Linked DNA regions of Homo sapiens: region 1 is linked to region 2. Evidence: chromatin contacts called from ENCODE Hi-C or POLR2A ChIA-PET data. All regions are on one chromosome and are shown on one strand. The core of a region is the stretch at or near the end of the contact, and the rest is flanking DNA. Distances in the headings are between cores, read along the strand shown. Region 1 holds the start of ZNF653 (zinc finger protein 653). Region 2 holds the start of RPS28 (ribosomal protein S28).

Region 1 (7,170 bases), core at 317-2,816, 3.2 Mb before region 2:
CTCCTACAGGCTGAGGTGGGAGGATCACTTGAGCCCAGGAGTTGAGGTTGCAGTGAACTATTATAGAGCCACTGCACTCCAGCCTACATGATAGACCCTGTGTCAAAAAAAAAAAAAAAAAAGGCAAAAACCTGGACAGGCAGGACTTCCAAACATTCCAAACACCACCCAGGATGAGGGGCGGCCTCTGGGGTCAAGGGGTAGGCCCAGGCTGAGACGCAGTCCACTTACACCCTCGTCCTCCGGCCGCACACACTCATTTGCCCCAGGGGCTCCAGACCTGAGGTCACCCAGCCCTGTTGGCCCTTGTTCATTCCCTCCCTCCTACAACTCTGTGCTGGCTACTGGGTGTCACCAGGACAAACCTAGTCCCTCGAGTCAGCAAGGGAACAGGCAAATTACACTTTGGGGAGCTTAGGAGAGGAGCATGCCTTGAGTGGGGGGTCAGGAGGCCTTCCTGGCAGAATACAGAAAAACCAGGAGTCATCGCCCGGGTGAAGTGTGGAGTGGGCAGCCTAGGCAGCGGGGCTAGCTTGTGCAAAGGTTTGGAGGCACAAGAAAGTGGAAGGAAGCCGGGCACAGTGGCTCACGCCTGTAATCCCAGCACTCTGGGAGGCTGAGGCGGGTAGATCATTTGAGGTCAGGAATTCGAGACCAGCCTGGCCAACATGGTGAAACCCCATCTCTACTAAAAATTTAAAAATTAGCCCGGCGTGGTGCTGTGCACCTGTAATCCCAGCTCCTCGGGAGGCCGAGGCAGGAGAATCACTTGAACCTGGGAGGCGGATGTTGCAGTGAGCCGAGATCTCGCCACTGCACTCCAGCCTGGGTGACACAGCGAGACTCCGTCTCAAAAAAAAAAAAAAAAAAAAAAAGGAAGTGGAAGGGAGTGTAAAATACCTCAAAAAGGTGTAGGCATGGGTTAGCCGCTGCAGCCCCCACTGTGCAAACCTTAAGGGTGCATGTCTTCCAACAGTGGAGGAAGGCCCTGTCTTCGCCATGTGCATGGCGGGTGCTCATGACCAGGCGACGATGGCTAAGTGGATCCAGGGCCTGCAGGAGACCAACCCAACCCTGGCCCAGATCCCCGTGGTCTTCCGCCTCGCCGGGTCCACCCGGGAGCTCCAGACATCCTCTGCAGGGCTGGAGGAGCCGCCCCTGCCCGAGGACCACCAGGAAGAAGACGACAACCTGCAGCGACAGCAGCAGGGCCAGAGCTAGTCTGAGCCGGCGCGAGGGCACGGGCTGTGGCCCGAGGAGGCGGTGGACTGAAGGCATGAGATGCCCTTTGAGTGTACAGCAAATCAATGTTTTCCTGCTTGGGGCTCTCTTCCCTCATCTCTAGCAGTATGGCATCCCCTCCCCAGGATCTCGGGCTGCCAGCGATGGGCAGGCGAGACCCCTCCAGAATCTGCAGGCGCCTCTGGTTCTCCGAATTCAAATAAAAAGGGGCGGGAGCGCTGTTGGTTGTGCGCATGCGCAGTTTCCATTCTTGGTCTCCTTTTGGCGCCCTGGGGCAGCGAGAGACCGTGAGAAATTTCTCGGCGGCGCCGAAGATGCGCGCCACTTCCGGTCTGGCTCCTAACAACGGGGGAGGCTGGTAACCAGGGTGGGGGGGATGGCGGAGCGGGCGCTAGAGCCCGAGGCGGAGGCGGAGGCTGAGGCGGGCGCGGGCGGGGAGGCAGCAGCCGAGGAGGGCGCAGCGGGCCGAAAGGCGCGGGGCCGGCCGCGACTCACGGAGTCGGACCGGGCCCGGCGACGGCTCGAGTCCCGGAAGAAGTACGACGTGCGGCGCGTGTACCTGGGCGAGGCGCACGGGCCCTGGGTGGACCTGCGGCGCCGCAGCGGCTGGAGCGACGCCAAGCTCGCCGCCTACCTCATCTCTCTGGAGCGCGGCCAGCGGAGCGGCCGCCACGGGTGAGGGGGCCTGGCCCCGAGGGAGGGAGGGAGGAGACGCCCCCAGACCCCGCCGGGCTTTACCCCGCCCCCTCCGCTTCTAGGGCCAGCCCCCGGCACCTGCGGACCCCGCCCAGGAGCCGGGCCGGCGGCCTGGGTCTCGTACTGCCTGGCCGGGACGCGCCTGGCTCGTGGCCCCGCCTCCCATCGTTCCGACTGCCCAATCCTAGGGTGCACCCAGCCCCTCGACCCGCCTTCTGAGCGCTTGGCCCCGCCCGCTAGAACTCTGGCGGCCCAATCCTGGGACTGGCCCCACCTCCAGGCCTTGTAACTAACCAGGCCCTGGGGGGGCAGCCCCGCCCCCTCACCGGTCTCATCCTCCCCCGCTTAGTTCCCCACCTGGCCTGGGACTCTGGACACCCTGGGGCACTCAGCCCTGCCCTTCTTGAAGTTCTGGTGCCCCATCTGGGACTCCGTATGGCCCCATTCCCACAACCCTAGATCCAACACATCCGGGGGACCCTTCACAACCTGGACTGCACTCCCCTAAACCTATTTCTGTGAAGCAACTCAGCCCAGGGAGACTCGGATGAAGAGGAAACCCCTAGTTAGCTTGGCAGGTGGAGGGCAGAGAGGCCTGTCTTTGTAAATTCTCAGTCTTGAGAAGGAGCAGTGTGGATGGAGTTTTTCCCTTCCTGCCTTATATGTTGATGTGATGATTGAGTTAAAATAGGCAAAGAGCTTAGAAGAGTGCCTGGCAGGTAGTGGGTTCCCTAAGTATTAACTTTTACGAGGATGACGTTTATTCCGTATCACAAGCAGTGCCGCAAGGAAATCCTTGTTCTGCCCTGGTTTTCAGGTACACATGTTCTCATGTTTCTCTGGGGGGAGATTCTGAGAGTCAAGAATCAAACAGATCCTGCTAAGTTATACCCACCCCTTTCCCAGGACAGCAGGCTGGCTTATATGCTCAAGAGCAGGACTGGAAATGCTGGGAGCGCAAAGATACCTGCCTCATGGAGCGGACATTCTGGTGGGCAGAGGGGATGGCTTGTTCAAAGGTCTGGGGGGTTTTTTTGTTCGTTTTTCTTTTCTTTTCTTTTTTTTTGAGACAGAGTCTTGCTCTGTCGCCCAGGCTGGAGTGCAGTGGCACGATCTCCGTTCACTGCAAGCTCCGCCTCCCGGGTTCACGCCATTCTCCTGCCTCAGCCTCCCAAGTAGCTGGGACTGCAGCCGCCCGCCACCACGCCCGGCTAATTTTTTGTATTTTTAGTAGAGACAGGGTTTTACTCTGTTAGCCAGGATGGCCTCGATCTCCTGACCTCGTGATCCACCCGCCTCGGCCTCCCAAAGTGCTGGGATTACAGGCGTGAGCCACCGCGCCCGGCCCTCGTTTTTCTTTTTGAGACAGGGTCTCACTCTCTCGCCCAGAGTGGAATGCAGTGGCATGATCACGGCTTACTGCAGCCTCAACCTCGTGGGTTCAAGTGATCCTCTTACCTCCGCCTCCTGAGTAGTTGGGACCACAGGTGCACGTCACTCCACCTGGCTAATTTTTGTATTTTTTGTAGAGACAGAGGTTTCCCTGTGTTGCCCAGGCTGATTTCAAACTCCTAGGCTCAAGTGATTCTCCGGCCTCAGCCTCTCAAAGTGCTGGGATTACAGGTGTAAGCCATTGTGCCCAGCCCTGTTTGTTTGTTCTTGAGACAGGGTCTCACTTTGTCACCCAGGCCAGAGTACAGTGGCATGTTCATAGCTCACAGCAGCCTCAACCTCCCAGGCTCAAGGGATCCTCCTGCCTCAGTCTCCCAAGTAGCTGGGACTACAGAGGAGCCACCTCACCTGGCTAATTTTTTAATTTTTCATGGAGATGGGGGTCTCGCCATGTTGCCCAGGCTGGTCACGAACTCCTCGGCTCAAGGGATCCTCCGTCCTCAGCCTCCCGAAGTGCTGGGATTAAAGTCATGAGCCACCATACCTGGCAAAAGGCTTGTTTACTGCAGACCAGAAACATAAGTAAATTGTATCGTCCATGAGAGATAGGGGCTACGGAAAAAACAAAAGTGAAATGAAGAGTGTGAGTTGGAAGTTTAAATAGGGAGTTAAGGTGGTCACATTCAGAAGATAGCATTTCAGTAAAGACATGAAGGAACCTAGGAGGAGCCATGCAGATCTCTGGGGAAGAGTTGAGGCAGAGGGAATAGCAAAGGCAAAGGTCCTGAGGCAGGACCCTGCCTATTGTGTGCCAGGAACACTGAAGAGGCTTGTGTGGCTGGACTGCAATGAGTGAGGGGGAGAAGGGAAGACAAGGACAGATTGGTGACAGGGAAGGTCATCCAGAGCCATGGAGAGGACTCCAGTTTTTCCTCCCAGTGAGGTGGGAGCCTTTTCTTAAGTGCAAGATTTTGTACAGAGAAAGAAGTGGTATGGTCTGCCTTTATTTCCCCTGATGCCCCCCCCACCTTTTTTTTTTTTGAGATGGAGTCTTGCTCTGTTACCCAGGCTGGAGTACATTGGCGCAGCCTCAGCTCACTGCAACCTCTGCCTCCCGCGTTCAAGCGATTCTCCTGCCTCAGCCTCCCGAGTAGCTGGGATTACAGGCGTGCACCCCCATGCCCGGCTAATTTTTGTATTTTTAGTAGAGACGGGGTTTCGCCATGTTGGCTAGGCTGGTCTCGAACTCCTGACCTCAAGAGGTCTGCCTGCCTCGGCCTCCCAAAGTGCTGGGATTACAGGTGTGAGCCACTGCGCCCGGCGGGGTTGCAGATTTAAATGTAAAGATGAAACCATACCCGGGCCTGGGCCTGGCCTTTTATTTCCTTATTTATTTGTTTATTTATTTTTGAGATGCAGTCTTGCTATATTGCCCAGGCTGGTCTTGAACTCCTGGACTCAAGAGATCCTCCCACCTCAGCCTCCAGAGTAGCTGGGACTACAAGTCACACACAGCCTGGTTTGTATTTTAGAAGAAACTGTCTCTAGGATGTGTGTGGCTTGAAGAATGGATGGGGTACACATTGTGATACAAGGTTGGCCAAGAGTTAACAATTGTTAAAGCTGATGATGAGTCCAAGGAGGTTCATGACTCTTGTCAACAATTAAAATAAAAAAAAGGAAGACCAGGCATGGTAGCTCACGCCTGTAATCCCAGCACTTTGGGAGGCCAAGGCAGGTGGATCTCTTGAGGTCAGGAATTTGAGACCAGCCTGACCAATAGGCCAAAACCCTGTCTCTACTAAAAATGCAAAAATTAGCCGGGCATGGTGGCGCACGCCTGTAGTCGCAGCTGCTTGGGAGGCTGAGGCAGGAGAATCACTGGAACCCGGGAGGTGGAGGTTGCAGTGAGCCGAGATCGCGCCACTGTACTCCAGCCTGGGCAATAGAGCAAGACTGTCTCAAAAAGTAAAATAAAAATAGGCCAGGCGCGATGGCTCACGCCTATAATCCCAGCACTTTGGGAGGCCAAGGTGAGCAAATCACGAAGTAAGGAGTTCGAGACCAGCCTGGCCAGCATATTGAAACCCCGTCTCTACTAAAAATACAAAAATTAGCTGGGCGTGGTGGCACACGCCTATAGTCCCAGCTACGCAGGAGGCTGAGGCAGGAGAATCACTTGAACCCAGGAGGCAGAGTTTGCAGTGAGCCAAGATCGTGCCACCGCACTCCAGCCTGGGCAACAGAGCGAGGCTCTATCTCAAAAGAAAAAAAAAAGTTACTAAAGGGATACTTTTAGACAGAAAACACAGGCCTGAGTGTGGCGGTTGCTCTCCTTGGTAAGGGAGGTGAGGGAGAAGCAGCAGCCCGGTGCCAGTGGAGCACTGGGCAGTGGCAGCACCCAGGAGGCCAAAGGAAGTGTCTGCCATGTCCAGTGCTGTTGGGCCGAGTGAAGCCGTCACTGGTGACTGTGATGGGAGAGTGTGTGACGTGATGGAGCAAAGCTCTGACTGGAGGAGTTCCAGTGAGATGGAGGAGAGGACATGGAGACAGCGAGTGTAGACAACTGTGACAAAACGGGGAAATGAAGAAGGAGGCTGGGTGCTAGTGGCTCACACCTGTAATCCCAGCACTTTGGGAGGCTGAAGCAGAAGGATCTCTTGAGCCCAGGAGTTTGAGACCAGCTTGGGCAACATGGCGAAACTCGATCTCTACAAAAAGTACAAAAGTTAGCCGGGTGTGGTGGTGCATGCCTGTGGTCCCAGCTACTCAGGAGGCTGAGGCAAGAGGATCGGTTGAGCCCTGGAGGTCGAAGCTTCAGTGAGCTGTGATGGCGCCACTGCACTCCAGCTGGGGCAACACCACGAGAGCCTGTCTCAAAAAGAAAAAAAAAAAAAAAGATATGGGGAAGGGGCTGGTGGGGAAGGTGGGTATCAAAATGATTTTAACCCAAGATGGGAGAAATCATGGCATATTTAGATGCTGGTGGGAATGACTGAAGACTGAAAGGAAATGGCGGGAAACAGCCAAGCCAGGGCCTGAGTAGCCCCGGAGCTGTGGTCCTTGATGCCAGTGGCCTCTGCTGGGAGTCACAGAGAAGTGGCAGAAGTTGGAGAAGTGGACAGGAGAGGGAAGGCAGTTTGAGGGAGAAAGCCCTGTGTGGGGGTTGGAAAGTGGCGCTCACCAGGTTACATATGACCTTGTTTGGTCCCCATGGTGACCCTGTGTCAGAAGCACTACTACTATTTCCACTTCACAGACGGAGACTGAGGCTCAGAGGGGACAAGACCTGCTTGAGGTCACACAGGCAGTTGAGAGCAGAGCTGAGTCTTGAACTTGGGTCTGGCTGATACCCAAGACTGTCCCCACTGCAATGTGACACTCCCAGCCTCCAGCGGTGAGTGGATGGAGGTGGCTGTGGACATCAGGACTTGGGTTTGGGGCAGGGCATGGTGGCTTACACTTGTAATCCCAGCACTTTGGGAGGCTGAGGCAGGCAGATCACTTGAGGTCAGGAGTTCGAGACCAGTCTGGCCAACATAGCGAAATCCTGTCTCTACTAAAAATAGAAAAATTAGCTGGGCTGATGGCAGGCATCTATAATCCCAGCTACTCAGGAGGCTGAGGCAGAAGAATCGCTTGAACCCAGGAGGCAGAGGTTGCAGTGAACTGAGATAGTGCTACTCCACTCCAACCTGGGTGACAGAGCCAGACTTGGGTCTTGGGTTGGGTGAAGGTCTCTACAGCCAGTGTGGTGCTTTGCAGGGGAGGGTGGAGCCATGGGAAGGGATAGAGTCACATGGAATGGGACCTGGAGTAGCAGAGCCAGAGGCAGGGGCA
Region 2 (6,856 bases), core at 1,163-3,662:
TGGAGACTGGGTGAGTTTGCAGAACACATTAACCCCCAACACCACTATACTCTGATGGCCAAGTGCCAGGATGTTTTAGCACTTTCATAATCCAAGTTATCTAATCAGCCCACTCATCCTGTACAGGTTGACCCCAATTTACCATGGCTCCACTTACCATTTTTTATTTATTTTTGAGATGGAGTCTTCCTCTGTCACCGAGGCTAGAGTGCAGTGGGGCGACTGCAGCTCACTGCAACCTCCACCTCTGGGGTTCAAGCGATTCTTCTGCCTCAGCCTCTCAAGTAGTTGGGACTACAGGCACGTGCTACCATGCCCAGCTAATTTTTTTTTTTCATTTGAAGACAAGAGTCTCGTTCTGTCACCCAGGCTGGAGTGCAGCGGCACAATCTCAGTTCACTGCAACCTCCACCTCCCAGGTTCAAGAAATTCTCCTGCCTCAGCCTCCCAAGTAGCTGGGATTACAACAGCTGTGAGCCATCGCGCCTGGCACAACTTACAATTTTTTGACTTCATGATAGCATAAAAGCAATGTGTGCTTAGTAAAAACCACACTTCAGCAGAGTATTCAATAAATTACATAAGACATTCAATACTTTATTAAAACAGGCTTCGTGTTAGACGAGTTTCCCCAACTACAGGCTAAGGCGTTCTGAACAAGCTTAAGATGGACCATGCTAAGCTGTGATGTTTGGGAGATTAGGTGTATTAAACACATTTCAACTTGCAATACTTTCAACCTATGATGTACTCACCGGAATGTAACCCATTGTAAACTGAGGAACACCTGTACTCACCCCACTGGAAGGGATGTGGGAGGAAGGTCAAGCGCCTCTTCCAGGTCAGAAGGGGCAGAGGTTGGATACAAACCAGGCAGCCTGGGTCCATGGTAAAAGAACCTCCACTAAGTGAGGCTGGGGCTGAATCCCACGTTTCCTGCCTCAAGGAGATTGCAGCAGGCCCCCCTCTTTTCCCCTCTCTCCAGAGCGAGTCACCCCCTGGCTCCCAGACAGCCACACCTGGTGAAGGAGAATGCGGTGACAATGGAGAGAACCCCCAGGTTCAGTAAGCTGCCTCGTCTGGCTCACTACACCTAGCTGTGGGGAGATCTCCTCGTCAGTCACCTCAGCCTTTGGCGCACAGAAGGGTCCAGGGTCCCCTGCTCAGAGGCTAACACTGGCCGAAGAGAAAGGCAATTTCAGTTGGGGTGACTGTGGCAGGAAGGGGCTCACTCTGGCCCCACCAAGGTGAGGTGGGGACCAAGTGATAGAGCCCTGATCCACCCACTCTCTGAAACTTCTTTGCTAATAAAACATTCCTACTACGCTTGTGTTTTGTTTGGGGTAGAGGGTGCAATCGACAAACACGACCCCCCGCCTCAAAAAGGAAAAGCTTCGTTTGGCAAGACCGCACGGCCAGGATTTCCAGAGTGCGGAGGATCGGTGACCGCCTGGGAGCCACTCAAGAAACCTGGAGAAACCCTAGTCGTATAACCCAGACAAGAACCTGAGTTAACTTGAAACACAAACGCTTTATTTAAAGGAGCATCTCAGTTACGTGTGGCGGACAAAAAAAAGGAGCAGACTGTGACAGACCATTCCCATCGGCCAAGTGGTCGAACCCGACATCCAAGACCCTGTAAACAGACCCAAACATGAGATGTTGACAGGCCCCGCAGCAATTGGCAAACTCCCGCCTCCCTCTTGTCAGTCTCTGTATGTAGACTCTGCCTCCCAAACCCTCTCACCCTGGGCTTAACGAAGCCTCCCTACCACCAACCAAAGGTCTATCAAAGGGGTGTCCTCTTTGCACCCACCAGCGAGCAGCCAAGCTCAGCGCAACCTCCGGGCTTCTCGCTCTGACTCCAAAAGGGTGAGCACGTCGCCCTCGCGCACGGGGCCTTTTACATTGCGGATGATGGATCGGCTCGTGTCGTCCATGAATTCCACGCGCACCTACGGGTCCCCACCGGAGTGGAGGAAGAAGTAAGGGCGGGCCGCGGAAAGGCACCGCGGAGTGGGAAGCAGATATGAATTCAGAGAACGTGTCGGGGCCAGAATACAGATCGTTAAAGGGAACCATCAGAACCCCGTGATGAAATGAGAATCGGCTCCCGGATTCCGGCTGGCAGGGGTTAGGGCAGGGTAGAGGTCACATCAGGGTTTAGGTCGCCGGCAGTCGGCCAAATGCCCCCACCCGATTACCTGCGTGCACTGTCCCTGAGAACCGGTCCTGCCCAGGACCTTGGTGACCTGGAGGAAAGAAGCTGGGTTCAGACCCGGCCCGTTTGGCTCCTCTAATCCCTCCCCCTGCCCCCAAATTCGGGCCCCCACCTCACCCTGGCCAGCTTGATAGGCTGCACACGGCTGGTGTCCATGATGGCGGCGCGGCGGCGGTCTGGCGGAGAGGAGTCACGTGCTTCGGGGAGAGCCTTTATAGGACGTTCTAGCACCGCCCACTCCCGTCTCGCGATACCACGCCGCGTCTTTCCCAGCAGCCCCAGCGGTGGAGACGTCACCGGCTGCGCCCTTCAGTATCGCGGACGGAAGATGGCGTCCGCCACCCGTCTCATCCAGCGGCTGCGGAACTGGGCGTCCGGGGTGCGCGGGGCGGACAGGGCTGCACCATGGGGGGCTTCGGGCTCCGTGTGTCCGGGACCCGCTCCTGCTCCTCACCTCCCTCCTAAGCCGGGACCCTTCGCTCTCCCCGAATCTCCCTGGGAACCCCCAGCTAGTCACCCCTTCAGCCCGGGACCCTCTCCTGGCCTGGGAACCACTCAGGCCTGGGATTTCCCCAGTCCCCGACCTTCTTAGCCTTGGATCTGTGGGCCCGGACTCTGGCTTTGCTCTTCACCTGCAGGACCCACATCCGTTTCCCCGAGTGTTCATCCCCTGCCTTCCCTTAAAATGCGCATCCCCGGACCATCCCTGGTCCCTTGCCCTCTCCTTTCCTCTCTCCTGGGGTGCCTTGCAGGCCGACCTCTCCTCTCCTCTTCCCACAGCATGACCTGCAGGGGAAGCTGCAGCTACGCTACCAGGAGATCTCCAAGCGGTGAGCAGGCCCCGCTCGCTGCCCAGCCTCTGGCTCTGTCCTTTCTCCACCAAAAACGAAATCTGTGTTCCTTTAGACCCCTGAAACGGAGGGCTGACATCCTGCCACCAGTCCCCTGCCAGGCTGTGGAGGCAGAGGTTTGCCTTTAACCTTGCTGAACTCCGGAGGACAGCCCTCCTGAAACAGCGAGGCCGGGCGTGCATTCTGACTGGCAATCAGGCTAGATTTGCAGTGCTCAGCGTGGCCATGTTAGTCAGTGTTATCCCCAAGCTACAGATGAAAAAAGAGGTCCAGAGAGGCGAAATCATTTGCCTCAAGTCACTCAGAAGCTAAAAAGTGGCAGCGGGGACTTGAACCCAGAAGTGTCCTGATTTCAGACTCATTTATATTAAAATATTAGTTGATATTTACAAGCCCCCGTCATGTATGACCTCAGCCTTGGGTTTAACTTTGTGAACCAGGAAAGTTCTTATCCACATTCTTTCATGGACGCCACATTCTAGGGAGAAGCATAGTAGGGAAACAAACACAGCAGGTAGTATTGTTCTGGAATGCTTTGAAGACAAAACAAAATAAGTGGAAGCTGGAGGGTGGCTACGTAAAGTCAGATGATTGGGAAAGATCTTTCTTTGGAAATTGACAGTTGAGTCCCCTGAATGATGGGAAGGACCCATTCAAAGAATAATTATTGAAAAAACATTCTGACCGGGCGCGGTGGCTCACGCTTGTGATCCCAGCACTTGGGGAGGCTGAGGCAGGCGGATCACGAGGTCAGGAGTTTGAGACCAGCCTGGCCAACACAGTGAAACACAGTAAAACCCCCTCTCTACTAGAAATACAAAAATTAGCCGGGCGTGGTGGCGCGCGCGGGTAGTCCCAGCTACTCGGGAGGTTGAGGCAGGAGAATCGCTTGAACACAGGAGGTGGATATTGCAGTGAGCTGAGATCGCACCACTGCACTCCAGCCTGGGTGACAGAACAACACTCTGTCTCAAAAAAATAAAAAAGAAAAAACATTCTGAGCAGAGGGAACAGGAAGGGCTAAGAGTGTCAGGCTGGACAGAGCCTGAGTGGAAGGAGGCCAGTATGGATGGAACCCATTGAGGGAAAGGGATAATGGTATAATCTATGAAGTCAAAGGGTAGGCAGAGGTAAGGCAGTCATTGAGGATTATAATGAAAGGAAGAAAAATAGCATTAAAATAATGAAATTTATGTAAATGCCTATATGTTGTGACTAATTCCAAATATTAGAAGTATCAAACTTTGTTTTCAACTTTTTTTTTTTTTTTTTTTTGAGACGGAGTTTTGCTCTTATTGCCCAGGCTGGAGTGCAATGGCACAATCTCAGCTCACTGCAATCTCCATCTCCCGGGTTCAAGCGATTCTCCTGCCTCAGCCTCCCAAGTAGCTGGGATTACAGGCATGTGCCACCACGCCTGACTAATTTTTTGTATTTTTAGTAGAAACGGGGTTTCACCATGTTGGCCAGTCTGGTCTCGAACTCCTGACTTCATAATCCGCCTGCCTCGGCCTCCCAAAGTGCTGGGATTACAGGTGTGAGCCACTGCGCCCGGCTTGTTTTCAACTTTAACGTTAAGTTCTGGGGTACATTTGCAGTTTTGTTACAAAGGTAAACGTGCCATGGTAGTTTGCTGCAAAGATCAAAGATCAACCTATCACTTAGGTATTAAGCCCAGCATCCATTAGCTATTCTTCCTGATGCTCTCTCCCCCCCAACCCCCGACCCCCCTAGTTGGCTTTCTATCAGGGTAGTTGTGGGCCAGTTGAGGAAATGGCTTTGTGAAAGTTTTGACTTTTTTAGGATGACGGCACCCTCTAGTGATTCATCTGGATGTTTTATTGGTCTTTTTTTTTTTTTCTTTTTTGAGACAGAGTCTCACTCTGTCGCCAAGCTGGAGTGCAGTGGCGGATCTGAGATCACTGCAATCTCCGCCTCCCGGGTTCAAGTGATTCTCCTGCCTCAGCCTCCCGAGTAGCTGGGGCTACAGGCGTGCACCACCACACCCAGCTAATTTTTGTATTTTTAGTAGTGACGGGGTTTCACCATGTTTGCCAGGATGGTCTGATCTCTTGACCTCGTGATCTGCCCGCCTCGGCCTCCCAAAGTGCTGGGATTACAGGTGTGAGCCACCGCGCCTGGCCTTTTTTTTTTTTTTTTTTTTTTTTTTTTGTAAGACTGGGTTTCTGTGACCCAGGCTGGAGTGCAGTGGCACAATCATAGCTCACTGCAGCCTCGAACTTCCAGGCCTAAGTGATCCTCCTGGTCCAGCGTACCAAGTAGCTGGGATTACAGGCACATGTTACCGTGCCTGGCTAATTTTTAAATTTTTGTATAGAGACAAGGTCTTACCATGTTGCCCAAGCTGGTCTTAAACTCCTGGCCTCTGACTGGGCATGGTGGCTCATGCCTGTAATCCCAGCACTTTGGGAGGCCGAGGCAGGCGGATCACAAGGTCAGAAGTTTGAGACCAGCCTGGCCAACATAGTGAAAACCCATCTCTACTAAAAATACAAAAATTAGCCAGCATGGTGGCACACGCCTGTATTCCCAGCTACCTGGGAGGCTGATGCAGGAAAATCGCTTGAACCTGGGAGGCGGAGGTTGCAGTGAGCCGAGATCGCACCACAGCACTCTAGCCTGGGCGACAGAGCGAGACTCCATCTCAAAAAAAAACAAACAAAAAAAACACTCCTGGCCTCAAGCAATCCTTCCACCTTGGCCTCCCAAGGTATGAGCCACCACATCCAGCCTCCTTAAGCAAAGTCTTTCACATAATATATTGCTTTTAATATTAAACATTTTTTACTTTATGTTTCTTATTTTTAAAAAATACAGTGACTAACACTTGTTTTAAGAAAAAGGCCAGGAGTGGTGGCTCACGCCTGTAATCCCAGCACTTTGGGAGGCCAAGGTGAGAGGATAACTTAAGGCCAGGAATTCGACATCAACCTGGGCAACATAGCAAGACCCCCGACTCCACAAAAACAATAGAAAAATTGTTTTTAGCCAGATGTGGTAGTGTGCGCCTGTAGTTCCAGCTACTTGAGAGGCTGAGGCGGGAGCATTGCTTGAGCCCAGGAGGTTGAGGCTGCAGTGAGCTATGATCACACCTCAAGCGATCATATGATTGCATATATCATCCAGGCTGCAGTGCATATGATCACTGCCTCAGAAAAAAATTAAATTCCGGGAAACAGTTCCCAGACAAAAAAGTGACTTAGAAACATGGCTAAGTGGAAACAGATCAATTTACGGTTTTTGCTGTCTTCTCTCCTCCCTCTCTCTGGAAAGCCCGTCTTTTGTTTTGAGCTTTTTTTGTTTTTTGAGATGGAGTCTCGCTCTGTCGCCCAGGCTGGAGTGTAGTGGCGTGATCTCAGCTCACTGCAACCTCTGCCTCCCACCACCATGCTTGGCTAATTTTTGTATTTTAGTAGAGATGGGGTTTGCAGTGTTGGCCAGGCTGGTTTCGAACACCTGACCTCAAGTGATCCACCCACCTCGGCCTCCCAAAGTGCTGGGATTACAGGCATGAGCCACCCTGCCCATCCTTGTTTTGAGCATTTCTTTTAAGGCCTCAGGCTTCCAGGTAAATCCAGCCCAGGGTTTAGTTCAAGCCAAGACCGAGCTCTGTTCACCCCTCTCTGGGCTCCAGAGAGGAGTTGCCTGGCCACATGGTGGCAGGAAATGCAGAGATCTTGACAGGCTCCAAGGCTAAGGTGTTCTTGAATAATGGGCCTTGATCCTAGCAGGGTTCTCCAGAGACTTCCTGAGATAACAGGAA

The links. Hi-C counts contacts between places; a loop is a spot of excess contacts on that map. ChIA-PET counts read pairs that join two places held with the same protein, here RNA polymerase II (POLR2A). Pooled maps may share reads with other maps.
Region 1: a map of CD4-positive, alpha-beta T cell shows a loop between it and region 2 (27-fold over the local background). The contact joins the promoter of ZNF653 here to the promoter of RPS28 in region 2. A Hi-C loop is called at or near these places in 1 of 168 maps with a recorded cell type or tissue (CD4-positive, alpha-beta T cell) and 2 of 50 pooled maps. POLR2A ChIA-PET finds 5 or more read pairs at or near these places in 1 of 52 experiments (activated T-cell).

The regions. Positions count from the first base shown.
Region 1 is chr19:11,500,235-11,507,404 of GRCh38, reverse strand. It overlaps ZNF653 (zinc finger protein 653), which reads left to right and starts at 1,566. Exons shown (of 9, transcript NM_138783.4): 1 at 1,566-1,917. The coding sequence starts at 1,619. ECSIT (ECSIT signaling integrator) reads left to right here. Exons shown (of 8, transcript NM_016581.5): 8 at 977-1,476. The coding sequence ends at 1,221. RefSeq lists silencers at 1,371-1,420, 1,581-2,250 and an enhancer at 2,401-2,470.
Region 2 is chr19:8,317,052-8,323,907 of GRCh38, reverse strand. It overlaps RPS28 (ribosomal protein S28), which reads right to left and starts at 2,412. Exons shown (of 4, transcript NM_001031.5): 1 at 2,339-2,412; 2 at 2,205-2,252; 3 at 1,817-1,955; 4 at 568-1,636. The coding sequence starts at 2,377. The coding sequence ends at 1,833. NDUFA7 (NADH:ubiquinone oxidoreductase subunit A7) reads left to right here and starts at 2,533. Exons shown (of 4, transcript NM_005001.5): 1 at 2,533-2,600; 2 at 3,002-3,051. The coding sequence starts at 2,550. It overlaps KANK3 (KN motif and ankyrin repeat domains 3), which reads left to right. Exons shown (of 11, transcript NM_198471.3): 11 at 986-1,324. The coding sequence ends at 1,069. RefSeq lists enhancers at 544-1,509, 1,510-2,477, 2,384-2,623, 2,478-3,445, 3,446-4,413.